Regions from separate parts of the Homo sapiens genome. Here region 1 is linked to region 2. A link is an interaction called in ENCODE POLR2A ChIA-PET data of the cell type or tissue named here. Cell type or tissue: HepG2. All regions are shown on one strand. Each heading gives the region's core, and the rest is flanking DNA. Links, peaks and the distances in the headings are about the cores only.

Region 1 (6,805 bases), core at 1-2,500, 150 kb before region 2:
CAAGCTTTTAGAAAGGCAAGAAATCAAAATAGACCTTCCTTGACACTGAAGAGATATGTTTTGGCTGGGCATGGTGACTCACGCCTGGAATCCCAGCAGTTTGGGAGGCCGAGGCGGATGAAGCACCTGAGGTCAGGAGTTCGAGACCAGCCTGGCCAACGTGGTGAAACCTCGTCTCTACTAAAAATACATAAATTACCTGGGCATGGTGGTGCACGCCTATAATCCAGCTACTCGGGAGGCTGAGGCAGGAGAATTGCTTGAACCTGGGAGGCGGAGGTTGCAGTGAGCCAAGATCGTGCCACCGCACTCCAGCATGGGTGACAGAGTGAAACTCCATCTCAAAAAAAGACGTGCCCACATCCCGATCCCCAGCAGCTGTGAATGGACCTTATTTGGAAATGGGGTCTCTGCAGATGCCATTAGGTCACTCTGGATGATCCAGGCAGGCCCCAAATCCAATGACAAGTGTCCTTGTAGGATACACAGAGTATGGACACAGGGGAGGCAGCCGCGGGAAGACAGAGGCAGACACTGGGGAGACGCAGCCGAAGCCAAGGGCACCCTAAGAGGCAGGAAGGAGCCTCCCTAGAGCCGTGGGAGGGACCCCGGCCACACGGTGCCCTCAGGCTTCCGCCCTCCACAGCCATGAGGGTGGACTTTGCGTTTCCGCTGTGCCAGGCTGGAGGCCAGGCCACTCACTCACCTCCTCGAACACACTCTTCCGGAAGTCCAGCTCCTCCTGCAGGCTCTGGCAGCGGTTCTCCAGGTCCACACGCATCAGCGTCTCCTTCTCCAGCTGCTTTTTGGCCACTGCATGACCGTCCTCGGCCTGGGAGACACAGGACAGCGAGCTGGTGTGACAATCTGTCTGTTGCATATACCCTGCTGGGGCGTCCCGTGGCTCCTGGCACCTACCTTGGCCAGCTGGGCCCGCAGCTCAGCCACGTCACTCTCCAGGCCGCGCTTGTCGCTGAGGGCAGCTGCCAGCTCCACCTCGCTCCGGTGGAACAGGGACTCCAGGTCCTTCACACGGCCCTGGGCCACCGTAAGCTCGCCCTCCCTCTTCTTGGCGCTGAAAGTCAAGAGGGCAAGTGAGTGGGGAGGGGCAAGGTCCATGGGGCCACAGGGAGCACCTCAGGGGGCGTCAGGCAAGCCCAAAGACAAGGTCACCGAGGCCTCCGAGCCCCAGACCTTCCCGTCCTGCAGACGACGCGGCCCCACGCGCCCAGGCAAAGGCACACGTGCCCTCATCATCTGCCCTGCACTGTCAGGAGTCCAGCAAGTGACAGGCACCAGCGCTTGGGACCACCCTGGAGGCATGGGCTTTCCCAGCCTCTCCTGCCTGTTCTGGACCCAGGACGACCATTTGGGGAGAAATTAATGCATCCTCTGTAAATGTTACAAAGACCCTGGCCTTTGAAGGGTCAGCCTTGTTTGTAAACTTAAGCTGTCTGAAGCAGGCTCACCTGGTTTTCCACTAAACCAAATTAGCTCCAACATTAGATATTTAAGATAGCAAATACTCAGGCTTTTTAAACACACAAATACTACCAGTGTGGATTGTAGGCACTTAAGCTTTTTTTTTTTTTTTTTTTTTTTTTTTTTTAAGAGACAGGGGTTCACTTGTTTGCACAGGCTGGTCTCGAACTCCTGGGCTCAAGGAATCCTCCTGTCTCAGCCTCCCAAAGTGCTGGGATTACAGGTGCGAGCCACCGCGTACGGCTGACTCTTAAATGTTTTTAAGCATAATTATAAGTCTTGGAGCTGAATTTTACCCCCTCCCGACAGGGAACTAACTATATCCTCCCAAGAAACAGTGAGGACACCCAGGGTTCCGCAGCGTCACAACTGCTGACATCTGGGGTGGTCTTGAGTGAGGGCACCCAGGGTTCTGCAGCGTCACAACTGCTGACATTTGGGGTGGTCGAGTGAGGACATCCAGGGTTCCGCAGCGTCACAACTGCTGACATTTGGGGTGGTCCTAGGCACTGCAGGGTGCTGAGCACTGTCCCTGGCCTCCACCCACTTCAGACCAGGAGCTTCTTGCTGCCCAGTTTTGACAACCACAAGTGTCCCCAGGAATCACCCAGTGTCCCCTGGGGACAGAATCACCCCAGGATGGGGACAACTGGGTGTATCTGGAATAACACAGCCAAGGCTGCTGGCTGGACATTCAAAGAACATCCACATCCAGGCGGCTCGAGCCCGTGGCCAGAGGTCAGAAGTGACAGGGACCTCTCCTGCCCAGCAGAATGCACTCCCGACTCTCCCTAGAGCCTTTTTTTTTTTTTGAGTTGGAGTTTCGCTCTTGTTGCCCAGGCTGGATTGCAATGGCGTGATCTCGGCTCACTGCAACCTCCGCCTCCCGGGTTCAAACAATTCTCCTGCCTCAGCCTCCTGTGTAGCTGGGATTACAGGCATGCGCCACCAGCGTCCGCTAATTTTTTATTTTTAGTAGAGATGGGGTTTCTCCATGTTGGCCAGGCTGGTCTCGAACTCCCAACCTCAGGTGATCTGCCCGCCTCGGCCTCCAAAGTGCTGGGATTACAGGCGTGAACCACTGCGCCTGGTCCCCCAGGGCCTTTCAAAAGACCACCTAGGCATTTGCCCAAGAAATGAAAGTGACCCATAGCTGAAAGTGACCGTATGTCTGTCTAAGTATATCTCCATCAATAACTGTATTTATCTATATAATCTATGTCCGTATATATCAATTCTACAGATGGCTGTATCTTTTTTTTTTTTTTTGAGATGGAGTTTCGCTCTTGTTGCCCAGGCTGGAGTGCAATGGTGCGATCTCGGTTCACTGCAACCTCCACCTCCCGGGTTCAAGCGATTCTCCTCCCTCAGCCTCCCAAGTAGCTGAGATTACAGGCAAGTGCCAGCACGCCCAGATAATTTTGTATTTTTAGTAGAGACGGGGTTTCTCCATGTTGGTTAGCCTGGTCTTGAACTCCCATCCTCAAGTGATCTGTCCGCCTTGGCCTCCCAAAGTGCTGGGATTACAGGCATGAGCCACCGCACCCAGCCTTACAGATAGCTATATCTATCTATTGCTCTATCTATTACTGTCTATCCATCTACCCATCATCCATCCATCCATCCACCCATCATCCATCCATCCATCCACTCATCTGTCCATCTATCCATCCACCCATCATCCATCCATCCATCTACTCATCCATCCATCATCTATCCATCATCTCCATCCATCCATCCTTCCATCCATCCCTCAATCATCTATCCATTCATCCATCTACTCATCCATCCATCCATCCATCTATCCACTCATCCATCCATCATCTATCTATCCATTATCTATCCATCATCCATCCATCTACTCATCCATCCATCATCCGTCCACCCATCCAGCCATCCATCCATCATCCACCCATCTCCCTCTCTCTCTCACTAGCTGCCAAGCTCTCACTCTCTGTGGGACTCTTCCTTCCTTCCTTGTGTGACCCGGGGAGGGAGGGCTGCCTTCCCAGCTCACAGTGCCCTCCCTGCCTAGGATCCGTAATAAATCTTCAAACTTGTTTCCTATCGCTGTGCTGAATTTGCGCCTTCTGTCAGAAGAACCAGGAGCTGCCCCAGGCTGGGATCCCAGTGCCAGAGCGATGGTCGGACAGGCATACCCTGGACACAGGTCAGACACGAGCTACGGGGCAGCCACTGTGTAAACAGGTCTCTCGTGTGAGGGGTCCCTGGTCGGGGGTCAGACAACCAGGTCTAAGGCCACCTGCCAGGTAAAAGCATCCGTGCCGGGTACCCTGAATCCCGGGTCTGGCTCCGGTTGTGTCCCGCCAGGGCAGGGCGGCCAGCCGCTCTGGCGCTGGACCTGGTGTAGCCAGGGCTCTCCACACACTAGAGGTGTGGCATCTGCTTGCTTTTGAGAGGCGTGAAGGCCAGAGACTTCGGCCACAAGGCTGATGCACCCCTGTCCGCAGCCCTCAGGGACACTAAGCTCTACTTCCCCACATGGAGCAGATCTCCAGCAGGGTCTGGGGTGCAGATCCCGCATCTCTGAGCACATGCCACACAGGCCAGGCCCTTTCGCTCAGAGGGCTGCGAGCCCTGCGGCCCTGCTGGGGATTTTTGCAGGGGTTTGGGGGAAGGTGGAATCTGTTGGGCAAATCCCGAGTGCCCGCTGTGTGGAAGGCACCGCTCTCACACCAGAGGTGCATCTAGAACCCTTGCCTTACACTGCGGGACGTCCTTGCGGAGGGAGGCATCAGCGACACAGGCTGCCTACCAGACAGGAGGTTGCCTGGGGGCAGGGCTGGAGTGGGGCTGGGAGACAACCCTGGGGGCAGAGACCTGAAGGAGCAGTGCTGGAGGAGCCAGGGCCACCGCTGCTGAAAGAGCCTTCCAGGCAGGCGAGCAGCAGTGCAAAGGCCCAGGGGTGAGGTGGAAGAGGCAGGCTGCAGACCAGCTCAGAGGACTGGAGCGGAGATCGGGGAATCCGGGAAGCTCCTCAGCAACTCGGTCTAAACCACAGGGTTCCGCAGGACTGCAGGGCACACCCAGAAGGCAGGGTGCGGGCTCCCAGGGCTCAGACCCGTTTCCTAAGCGCCAGGTGCTGAGTTAGAATCTTCAGCTGGGTGCCCGGGGTTTTGTGGCAGGCTCTGGCTTGTTAGGTCCTGCACGCTGCTCCCAGTGTTTCTCTCATTGTGGGGTTTTGGAGATAAATTTGTTAGGATAAGAAAAACATTAGGCTTGGCCCAGTGGCTCATACCTATACCCAGTGCTTTGGGAGGCTGAGGTGGGAGGATCACTTTAGCCTGGGAGTTGAAGACCAGCTTGAGCAACATAGCGAGACCTCATCTCTACAAATAATAAAAAAATTAGGCCAGGCATGGTGGTTTACATCTGTAATCCCAGCACTCTGGGAGGCCAAGGCGGGTGGATCGCTTAAGTCCAGGAGTTTGAGACCAGCCTGGCCAACTTGGTAAAAAAATTAGCTGGGCAAGGTGGTGTGAGCCTCTAATCCCAACTATTCAGGAGGCTGAGGCAGGAGAATCGTTTGAATTTGGGAGGTGGATGTTGCAGTGAGCCGAGATTGCACCACTGCACTCCAGCCTGGGTGACAGAGCAAGACTATGTCTCAAAAGGAAATAAATAAAAAATAAAAAAAATTAGTTGGGTGTAGTGGTGCATGCCTGGGGTCCCAGCTACTCGGGGTGGGGCTGAGGCAGGATCACCTGAGCCTGGGAGTTCGAGGCTGCAGCGAGCTATGATTGTGCCACTGAGCTCCAGCCTAGGCAACAGAGACCCTGTCTTAATGAAAAGGAAAAGACGGGCCTCTCTGTAGATGCCACGCACTGCTCAGGAGATTGTGAACTGGGAATTCCTCAACACCTAGGGCGGGCACTGTGTACCATTTTCTTTTTTTAATGTTTTAATTTGAGGTGAAATTCACATCCTGTACATTTCAACATCTTAAAGTGAACAGTTGAGAGGCGCCTGGTGCGGGGCCAGCAGCAGCTCTGTCCCATCTGCACGGTGTAGTTCTGACATTTCAGAGCTCCGTGCACCCCTGACCAAGCTCTAGTCATCCCACAGCCTGCATGGCTCCACTGATGAACCTGCTTATTAAACACGGTGGGTGCTGGAGGTAGACAGCACAGAGCTGCTGCCTGAGCAGGTCCCGGGGTGCACCTGTGCTGTGTGGGATGTGCTGAGAGTGGGCAGCCTGTCCTGGCTGGTGCCTGGCCCCAGGGTCCCCGGCTCATGGCCACCATCAGGGCACAAATGGTCCCTCCTGGAGCCCCAGGCCCCGGGCAGGCGGGCGGTGGTCCCTGGGCTGACCTGGAGGGTCTCCTGTTGGGGAAGGGAAGTCAGCTCTCCACGGGAGCAGCGCCAGCCCAGGAAGGAGGAGGGCGTCGGATGGAGAGGTCACCTGCAACCACGCATGGGGGCCCCGGCACTGTTGGACACAGGGTCCCCGGTCATTCCTCTGGCCACACTCCAACTCAGGGACAACGTGGATTCTCAAGCCACTGGCTGCTGTCACCCCCGTACCAGGTGGCCGAGGTGCCACCCCTCCTGCCAGCAGATCCCTCCATGCTGAGCCAGGCCTGCGTGGCTCTGGGAGAATGAGCAGTGTGGGAAGACCCTGACCCACCCCAGCCTGAGGAAATCCGAGGCACCTGCAGGTGCCTGAATGCCGGTGGCCGGAGACCACGGAAGACAGTGTCCACACGCAGGGCACCAGAGACCTCGCTCTAGCTGGAGCCTCACATCAAGAAAAGCCTTGAGCTCAGTGTTTCATTGGCCTCCTGGCTCCTCTGAATAAATATTCCTTTTGTCATCATCGTTCTGTTTAAATTGCCGCCCAACCACATCCCACGCCCAGAATCAGGCAAGACTCACTGCCAGGCTGAGAGGGGAGATCGTTTCTGCCGATGGACACAGTTGTCACCCAGAAGGACTTTGCAGCCAACCCTGGGGCAGCCCAACAACCCATGAGCACCCTGGTCACACACCACACACCCGAGCGTCCCAACAGCTGGGACAAAACCCCGGCACCAAGAACATCCAACCACAGGGAAATGCCTACGATGGGGCCTGAGGTCAAACGCGTCTCACGGTGTCCACTGGGTGCCGCCCGGGGTCTAGGTAAGCATGTGCAAGCGCGTGTGCACACTAAGGAGACAGGCCAGGCTGACCAGGAAGCCCTCTCTGGGGAGGCTCGCGGGAGATTTTACTTGTGAGCTTAAGCTGCCCTGCGCTTCCTGCTGTCCGATGTGAGCATCTATCACTTTCCTCAGAACAGAAAAAGTGACGTGGCAGCCACTGG
Region 2 (7,643 bases), core at 1,847-4,346:
CTAGCATATATGCCATATAAGTAACTATCTTTCTGCGTATATATAGATATATACATACATATCCACCTGCAATTTATACATAAATACATAGACACACATAAATGTGTATACACACACACGGTGAACGATGGAGTGAGAGAATAATAAAAGAAAAAATAGGGCAAGGCAAGTGTAAACAGTTGGCATATTTGAGTATAAAGAGTATACGAAGTGCCTGCGGCTATTCTTGCAACTTCTCCGTAAGTTCAAAAGTATATTGAAAACAGCCAGTTAGAAACAGGCAGCCTGGAAGAGATTTTAACAGTCTTCATCTCCAGATTGGGATTACCAGGGGAACTTTTCCTTTTAAAAACAAAATGGAGACATCATTCATATACCATAAAATTCACCCTCATAAAGTGTAAAATTCAGTAATTTTTTTTTTGAGACAGAGGCTTGCCCTGTTTCCCAGGCTGGAGTGCAGTGGCGCGATCTCGGCTCACTGTAACCTCCGCCTCCCGGGTTCACGCCATTCTCCTGCCTCAGCCTCCCGAGTAGCTGGGATTACAGGCACCCGCCACCACGCCCGGCTATTTTTTTGTATTTTTAGTAGAGACGGGGTTTCACCATGTTGGCCAGGATGGTCTCACTCTCTTGACCTCGTGATCCACCCGCCTCGGCCTCCCAAAGTGCTGGGATTACAGGCGTGAACCGCCGTGCCCCGGCCAAAATGTATTGATTTTTCAGTATCCCTTTTTCTTTAAATCTTTGTGAGTTTTCTGAAATATTTTTTCAGCAACAAGCCAGTGTTACTTTTGTAAACATAAAGTTGTACGATTTTGATGATGAAAAACGGAACTCTCACCCCCTTTGTAGACTTGTGGAACCGGGGCTGGCTCAGCACAGTCTTGCAGCCGTCTTGATGGGGTGAGATCGGGGAGGATCAAGAGCTCCCACCTTCCACTGCCCCACCCTCCAGCTTTGCCCGCCCCAGCCCAAGCTGTGTGGCAAGACCCCTTGTTGGTGCAGGTGCTGGGGGCTGGTGGCTGCTGGCATTCCCACCTTCTAGAGTGACTTTCACACTCCCTGATGAGTTTCCCATTCCGCTCAGCAGGCCCATAAATTCAAAGCGAGGGCCGCAAATGGGGAATCTGGGATGGCGCGTCTGGCTTGGGGGGCTGGGAGCCAGCGGGCCCAGACAAGCTGCTGGTGACCTCGGTCCCCCAAGAGCTCAGCTGAGGCTGAAAGGGAAGGATGGGGAGGGAAGGACACTCACACACTCTGGAAATGAGGGCAAATCCCAGCCCTGACATTTGACAGCCAAGGGCTCAAATGAAAAAGAAGGTAGAATTTACACACACGCACGCAAGCATCCCTCAATGGGAACTCACAGTGAATATCGTGTGTAGATCCAGTAGAATGTCACCTTGGCCGGGTGCAGTGGCTCACGCCTGTAATCCCAGCACTTTGGGAGGCTGAGGTGGGCGGATTATTTGAGGTCAGGAGTTTGAAACCAGCCTGGCCAAAATGGTGAAACCCTGTCTCTACTAAAAATACAAAAATTAGCCGGGTGTGGTGTCACGTGCCTGTAGTCCCAGCTACTCGGGAGGCTGAGGCAGGAGAATCGCTTGAGCCGGGGAGGCAGAGGTTGCAGTGAGCAGAGATTGTGCCACCGCACTCCAGCCTGGGTGACAGAGCGGGACTCCATCTCAAAAAAAAAAAAAAAAAAAAAAAAAGAATGTCACCTTGAAATCATAATGACAGTGGAGAATCCTGGCATCCACTACCACGCAACACCACATCCGGCTAATTTTTGGCCCCAGACGTCACCCGATGTCCCCCAGGGGCTAGGATCAGCCGCAGGTTAGGACCCCTGGGTTGGAGGTTTCACCACGGAGAGTTGCGGCGGCAAGAAGACACCAGGAGGAAGTGACCTGCACACAATCACCAGATCGTCCCTGAGCATCTGGCTCTAGGGTCTCTGCCTGGACCGAAGCATTCCCAGGTGCAGACCCAGGGGTCTCTCCTGTCCCTCCGACCTCACCTGCGTACCCTGCGTTGCTTCCTCTGCCGGGGAAGCTCACCCACGTTCTCAGGTCCTGGGCGGAAGGGCAGAGGGCTCCCCGGGCACAATGTCTTCTGATGAGAATCACAGCTGCTGAGATGCAACTGCAAGGGGCTGGGAAAGTTCCTGGGACCCAAAGGAGCTGTGAGATCTAGCGCCTGGGATGGCAGAGGCTCTGGCCGGTGAGGACAACAGCCGGCGTCAGCTCGGGGGTCGGTACGCAGGCGGCCACCTTGTAACGGCCACAAACGGGCTTCAAAGGGGAGGCAGGCCTGGGCTGCTGAGTCACCCGGGCCTCATGCAGTTCACAAAAAGCTGTAACTCGAGGCAGCATCACACCGACCGTGGAAGCATGGAAGGGAGGGGGACGCTGTCTCAGCCTCCAGGAGCTACCTGGCAGGCTGAGGCAGGAGAATCACTTGAACCTGGGAGGCAGAGGTTGCGGTGAGCCAAGATCGTGCCACTGCACTCCAGCCTGGGCGACACAGCAAGACTCTCATCTCAAGAAAAGAGAGAGAAAGAGAGAAGGAAGGAAGGAAGGAAGGAAGGAAGGAAAGAAAAGAAAAGAAGGAGAGAGAGAGAGAAGGAAGGAAGGAAAGAAAAGAAAAAGAAAGAAAGAACAGGAACAAGATAAGGGTGGCCACTCTCACTGTTTCTATTCAGTATTGTTATTGCAAATTCAAGCCAGGGCAACTGGGCATGAAAAGGAAATGAAAAGCATCCAGATTGGAGCAAGAGAAGAAAAACCATCTCTCTATTTGCAAACGGCCTGTTGTGGTGTAAAAGGTCCCCGGGTACAATTTGTGCAGCAGAAATACGGCACTTCACAGGCTGCTTAGAAACCTAGCAAGTCCCTTGAGCACAAACTATTTTCCTAAGCTTGGTGGGGGCGTGAGAGGGTGGCCGGGGACTGGTGACAATGTTGTTTGTGCACTGGGAGAGTCCGGCTGAATTGCAACTGGCCTTTACATCCTAATCAGCTCCCTGAGGACAACCCGAAAGACATCAGATTAAAAAGTCACAATGAGATAAACCAGCACGACGCGGCTCTCTGCAAAGCGACAGGTAGTAAACAGACCTTAACGCACGTCATGAGGTTTGTTTTTCTTTTAAAAGTCAACAGCTGGTGAATCGCACAGGGCCGGGCAGGGCGGTCAAAGGGCCCGTTCCCCCGGCTGGGAAAAAAGCAGGAGCCCAGGGCGGCGGCAGCTGGACGCGGGCCCCGTGGAACTTTCTCCCGTCAGTCAGGGGCCGTATTTCTTAGCCATCCTCCTCTGACCTTCATTTCAAACCGCCTGCTGACGCATCTAACCTTGGCCCGTTCCGTGGGAACTCCAGACTCAGGGTGACCAACCCCAGCTGGGTTACCCAGGGTTGTCCTGGTTGGAGTGGCTCCAAGTCCTCAGACCCAGCAAACCCAGGCTTGCTGATCACACCGCAGACCCCACCAGGTGGTCATCTTTCTGGGGAAACTGGCTTCTTTTCCTCCCCGACTCCCTTGCTTTGTCTTCGTGGTGGCACCTCTCTTCCCAGGTGCTCAGGTGTGACATCAGCCGTCCCTTGCTGGCCCTGGTGCCAGCTGACTCCCAGGTCTCCTTTCTCTTCTTTAAGATGGAGTCTCCCTCTGTGACCCAGGCTGGAGTGTAATGGCGCGATCTTGGCTCACCACAACCTCCCCCTTCCAGGTTCAAGCGATTCTCCTGCCTCAGCCTCCCAAGTAGCTGGGATTACAGGCATGAGCCACCACACCTGGCTAATTTTGTATTTTTAGTAGAGATGGGGTTTCTCCACCTTGGTCAGGCTGGTCTCGAACTCCCAACCTCAGGTGATCCGCCTGCCTCAGCCTCCCAAAGTGCTGGGATTCCAGGCATGAGCCACCACGCCCGGCCGTCTCTTTCTTCTAAGATGGAGTCTCCCTCCGTGGCCCAGGCTGGAGTGCAGTGGCGCGATATCAGCTCACTGTAACCTCCGCCTCCTGGGTTCAAGTGATTCTCCTGCCTCAGCCTCCCAGGTAGCTGGGACTACAGGTGCACTTTTTTTTTTTTTTTTTTTTTTTTAAATAGCAGAGATGGTGTTTTGCCATGTTGAACAGGCTGGTCTTGAACTCCTGACCTCAAGTGATCCGTCCGCCTTGGCCTCCCTAAGTGCTGAGATCACAGGCATGAGCCACCATGCCTGGCCTCCCAGATGTCATTTCTTGCAGCTCTCGGAGTCTTCCACGTGTCTCTGGATCTTCCTGTGTCATTCCCACCTCCGCTGTTTGACTCTGGTCCCCTCCTCCCATGTCAGATGATGGCAGCAGTAAGGAAATGATGCCTTGATTTAGCTCTTTTAGGCCCTGCGCGTAGGGGGTTGTACTAAGTCCAGGAGCATTTAAAACCTCACTGCATACGCACTACAACGTGGATGAACTCCGAAAAATCACACTCAGTGAGAGAAGCCAGACAAAAGGCCACACAGTGTGTGATCCCATTGACATGAAATGTTCAGAACAGGCCAGTCTCGCTCTGTCGCCCAGGCTGGAGTACAGTGACATGATCTCAGCTCACTGCAACCTCCACCTCCCGGGTTCAAGCGATTCTTCTACCTCAGCCTCCCGAGTAGCTTGAATTACAGACATGCACTGCCGTACTCAGCTAATTTTTGTATTTTTAGTAGAGACAGGGTTTCACCCTGTTGGCCAGGCTGGTCTCGAACTCCTGACCTCAAGTGATCCACCTGCCTCGGCCTCCCAAAGTGCTGGGATTAGAGGTGTGTGAGTCACTGTGCCTGGCCTTTATAGCATATAATTTTATCTCAATAAAGCTGTTAGGAAATAAACTATAGGTAACAACATTATCAAGAGGTTGGGCCTCTTATCCAGGTGGATTTTTCAAATGAATCAGTTTTTAAAAGTACCATTAAAAAACAAAACTATAAGAGGTAAGGCAAAAAATAGAACAGGTAAAGAAAATGGGTCAGTCTTCCTTTTTTCTCTATCGGGCACATAACAATTTTCCATATCTTATAGATAAAACTGAGGCTTAGAAATGGTAGAATTGTGTGAATTATATCTTGATAAAGCTGTCGTCTATATCTATGTCTCTATATCTATTCATCCATCCACCCATCCATTCACTCATCTATCCATTCATCCACCCATCTGTTCATCCATCCATCCATCCATCCATCCATCCACCCACCCATCCACCCACCCAACCAACCATCCATCCATCCGCCCACTCATCCATTCACCCATTCATCCATCCATCCACCCACCCACCCACCCATCCATCCATCTATCCATTCATCCATCCATCCGTCCACCCACCTATCCATTCACCCATTCATTCATCCATCCACCCATCCATTCATCCATCCATCCATCCACCCATTCATCCATCCATCCATCCATCCATCCACCCACCCATCCACCCACCTAACCAACCAACCAACCATCCATCCATCCACCCAACCAACCATCCACCCATCCGCCCACCCAACCAACTATCCATCCATCCACTCATCCATCCACCCACCCATCCATTCACCCATCCATCCATCCACCCATCCATCCATTTATCCATCCATTCATCCATCCATCCAACCATCCATTTACTCATCCATCCATCCATCCACATACATACATACTAGAAATGGTAGAATTGCAACTAGAATTCAATATTTGCAAATCCTGGTGCAATAAATATTATTCTTACTCATTTTAAAATGTTAATATCTACTTTATTTTTCAAAGTTGAGCACGATATAAGTATGTTGTTCCTTGGATTCCTGATGCTCTCAGTAACCTAGCAACTCAGCACCTCACAGAGAACAAGAAGAACCTCTTGCGCGGTAGGTTTGGCTTGCAAACAAGCCGTTCCACGCTGGAAGGCTGTGTCAACCGATGATGTGGAAGAATAATCATCCCTCCTTGCTGTTTCTTATGAGATTTGTCAGGCATACTCCTACTTGCCAATACTATTTGCCAACATACTACTCCGCCTCCTCTCTGTTTCCTCTCTTGTAAGATGGCAATAATGCATGCAGGATGATTTCCATCCCTTTCTTTAAACCTTTTGGTATTTTTAAGATTTTCTAGTATGTCACTGTTTTCGTAATTTGAAAATAAAGGGTTTTTTTTTTTTTTTTTTTTTTAAGGGAGAGATTATAGGGGACTGAGTGTGTGGCCTTGAGTTTGTCTGTTTCCAAACTCCCTATTGAGGCTGTTCAACCAAAGAACCAAAGTTGGGGGAAAGTCTATCCCAAGGCTCCAGCCCAAAGGAAGCTCTCTTCTACAATGGGTGTGTTAGGATGGAGGAGAGCCACAAAGCCAGTAAAAAGGCACATAGCAAACTGGAAGAAAATAGTAATATGTAGCATATGTAACAAAGTGTTAGTGCCTGTCATATGTAAAGAGCACCTACAAATCAATAAGAAAAACTCAATAGCCAAATAGAAGATATACAGAGGTACTTAGTGCAAAGATACTAACAATCAGAAAAGAAAGGAATAGGTGACTGATCTCACTGATGGCCAAATAAATGAATATTATAACACCAAAGAGACACTAATTTCACATAACTGGCTGGCAAAACTTTTAAATTCAGTTGATAACCATTATGGCAAGGCTGTGGGGGAACTGGCATTTTCACTCACTGTTGACAGGAGTTCAAGTTGCTATAAACTTTGTGGAAGGTTATTCGTCAATGATTAACAGAATTGTAAATGCCACTATCTTCTAAAGCTGCATTTCTGCTTTTAGGAATTTACCTCCTGAGATATTTAGACAAGGTCAAAAGTGATGTATACCATGATGTTTCTGCTGCAACATTATTTGGATGTAAGAAAAACTGTAAAGATCAGTAGTGTGTTCTTCAAGTCACTCTGGCATATCCATACACAAGAACGCGCTAACTAAAAAGAATGAAGCTCACTGATCACACTGACAAAAAATGGCAACCAAAAACAACTCTTAACATTTTTCAAAAGGCTGAAAAGTAGAGTTGCTACATTAAAAAAAAATTGCTCCTTCTATCACAGCATTTTTATTTCTAGCAATGTGGCAGAAAACATCACTTTAAATCTCTCCTCCTCTAAAACCCAAGCAAGACTGGATGAAAGAAATGAACAAAGGCCAGGTGCAGTGGCTCATGCCTGTAATCCCAGCACTTTGGGAGACTGAGGCAGGAAGATCGCTTGAGCCCAGGAGTTCATGACCAGCCTGGGAAACATAGCAAGATCCTATCTCTAGAAAAAATTTTTAAAAAGCATCCAGGTGTGCTGGTATGTGCCCATGGTCCCAGCTACTCAGGACGTTGAGGCAGAAGGATTGCTTGAGCCCAGGAGGTCGAGGCTCTAGTGAGCTATGATTGCATCGTTTCACTCCAGCCTGGGTGACAGAGCAACAAGGAGAGGGAAGGAAGGGGAGGGGAGGGGAGGGGGAGGGGAAGGAAGGAAGGAGAGGGAGGGAGGGAAGAGAGAAAGAAAGAAAGAAAGAGAGAGAGAGAGAGGGAGGGAGGGAGAGAGGGAGAGAGGCAGGGGAGAGGAGAAGGAAAAAAAGAAAGAAGAAAACGAAGGAAGGAAGGAAAGAAGGAAGGAAGGAGAGGGAGGGAAGGAA

What was found. Peaks named below come from ENCODE experiments on the same cell type or tissue, not always from the same donor. Only the 100,000 strongest peaks of a DNase experiment are listed, where the experiment ranks them.
Region 1: POLR2A ChIA-PET joins it to region 2 with 10 read pairs; 8 of 35 experiments call an interaction of 5 or more read pairs at or near these places.

What each region holds. Positions count from the first base shown.
Region 1 is chr19:2,437,457-2,444,261 of GRCh38, forward strand. It overlaps LMNB2 (lamin B2), which reads right to left. Exons shown (of 12, transcript NM_032737.4): 3 at 919-1,075; 4 at 707-832. Among named protein-coding and RNA genes, the nearest start is that of MIR7108, 5.9 kb to the left of the region's middle. RefSeq lists enhancers at 3,689-4,190, 4,191-4,690. In HepG2, for the core only: no CTCF peak of the experiment used is centred there; no DNase peak of the experiment used is centred there.
Region 2 is chr19:2,585,295-2,592,937 of GRCh38, forward strand. All of the region lies in intron 2 of GNG7 (G protein subunit gamma 7), which reads right to left. Among named protein-coding and RNA genes, the nearest start is that of MIR7850, 42 kb to the right of the region's middle. RefSeq lists enhancers at 2,007-2,950, 7,163-7,643. In HepG2, for the core only: no CTCF peak of the experiment used is centred there; DNase peaks (open chromatin) are centred at 2,347 and 3,077; H3K4me3 peaks cover 759 bases.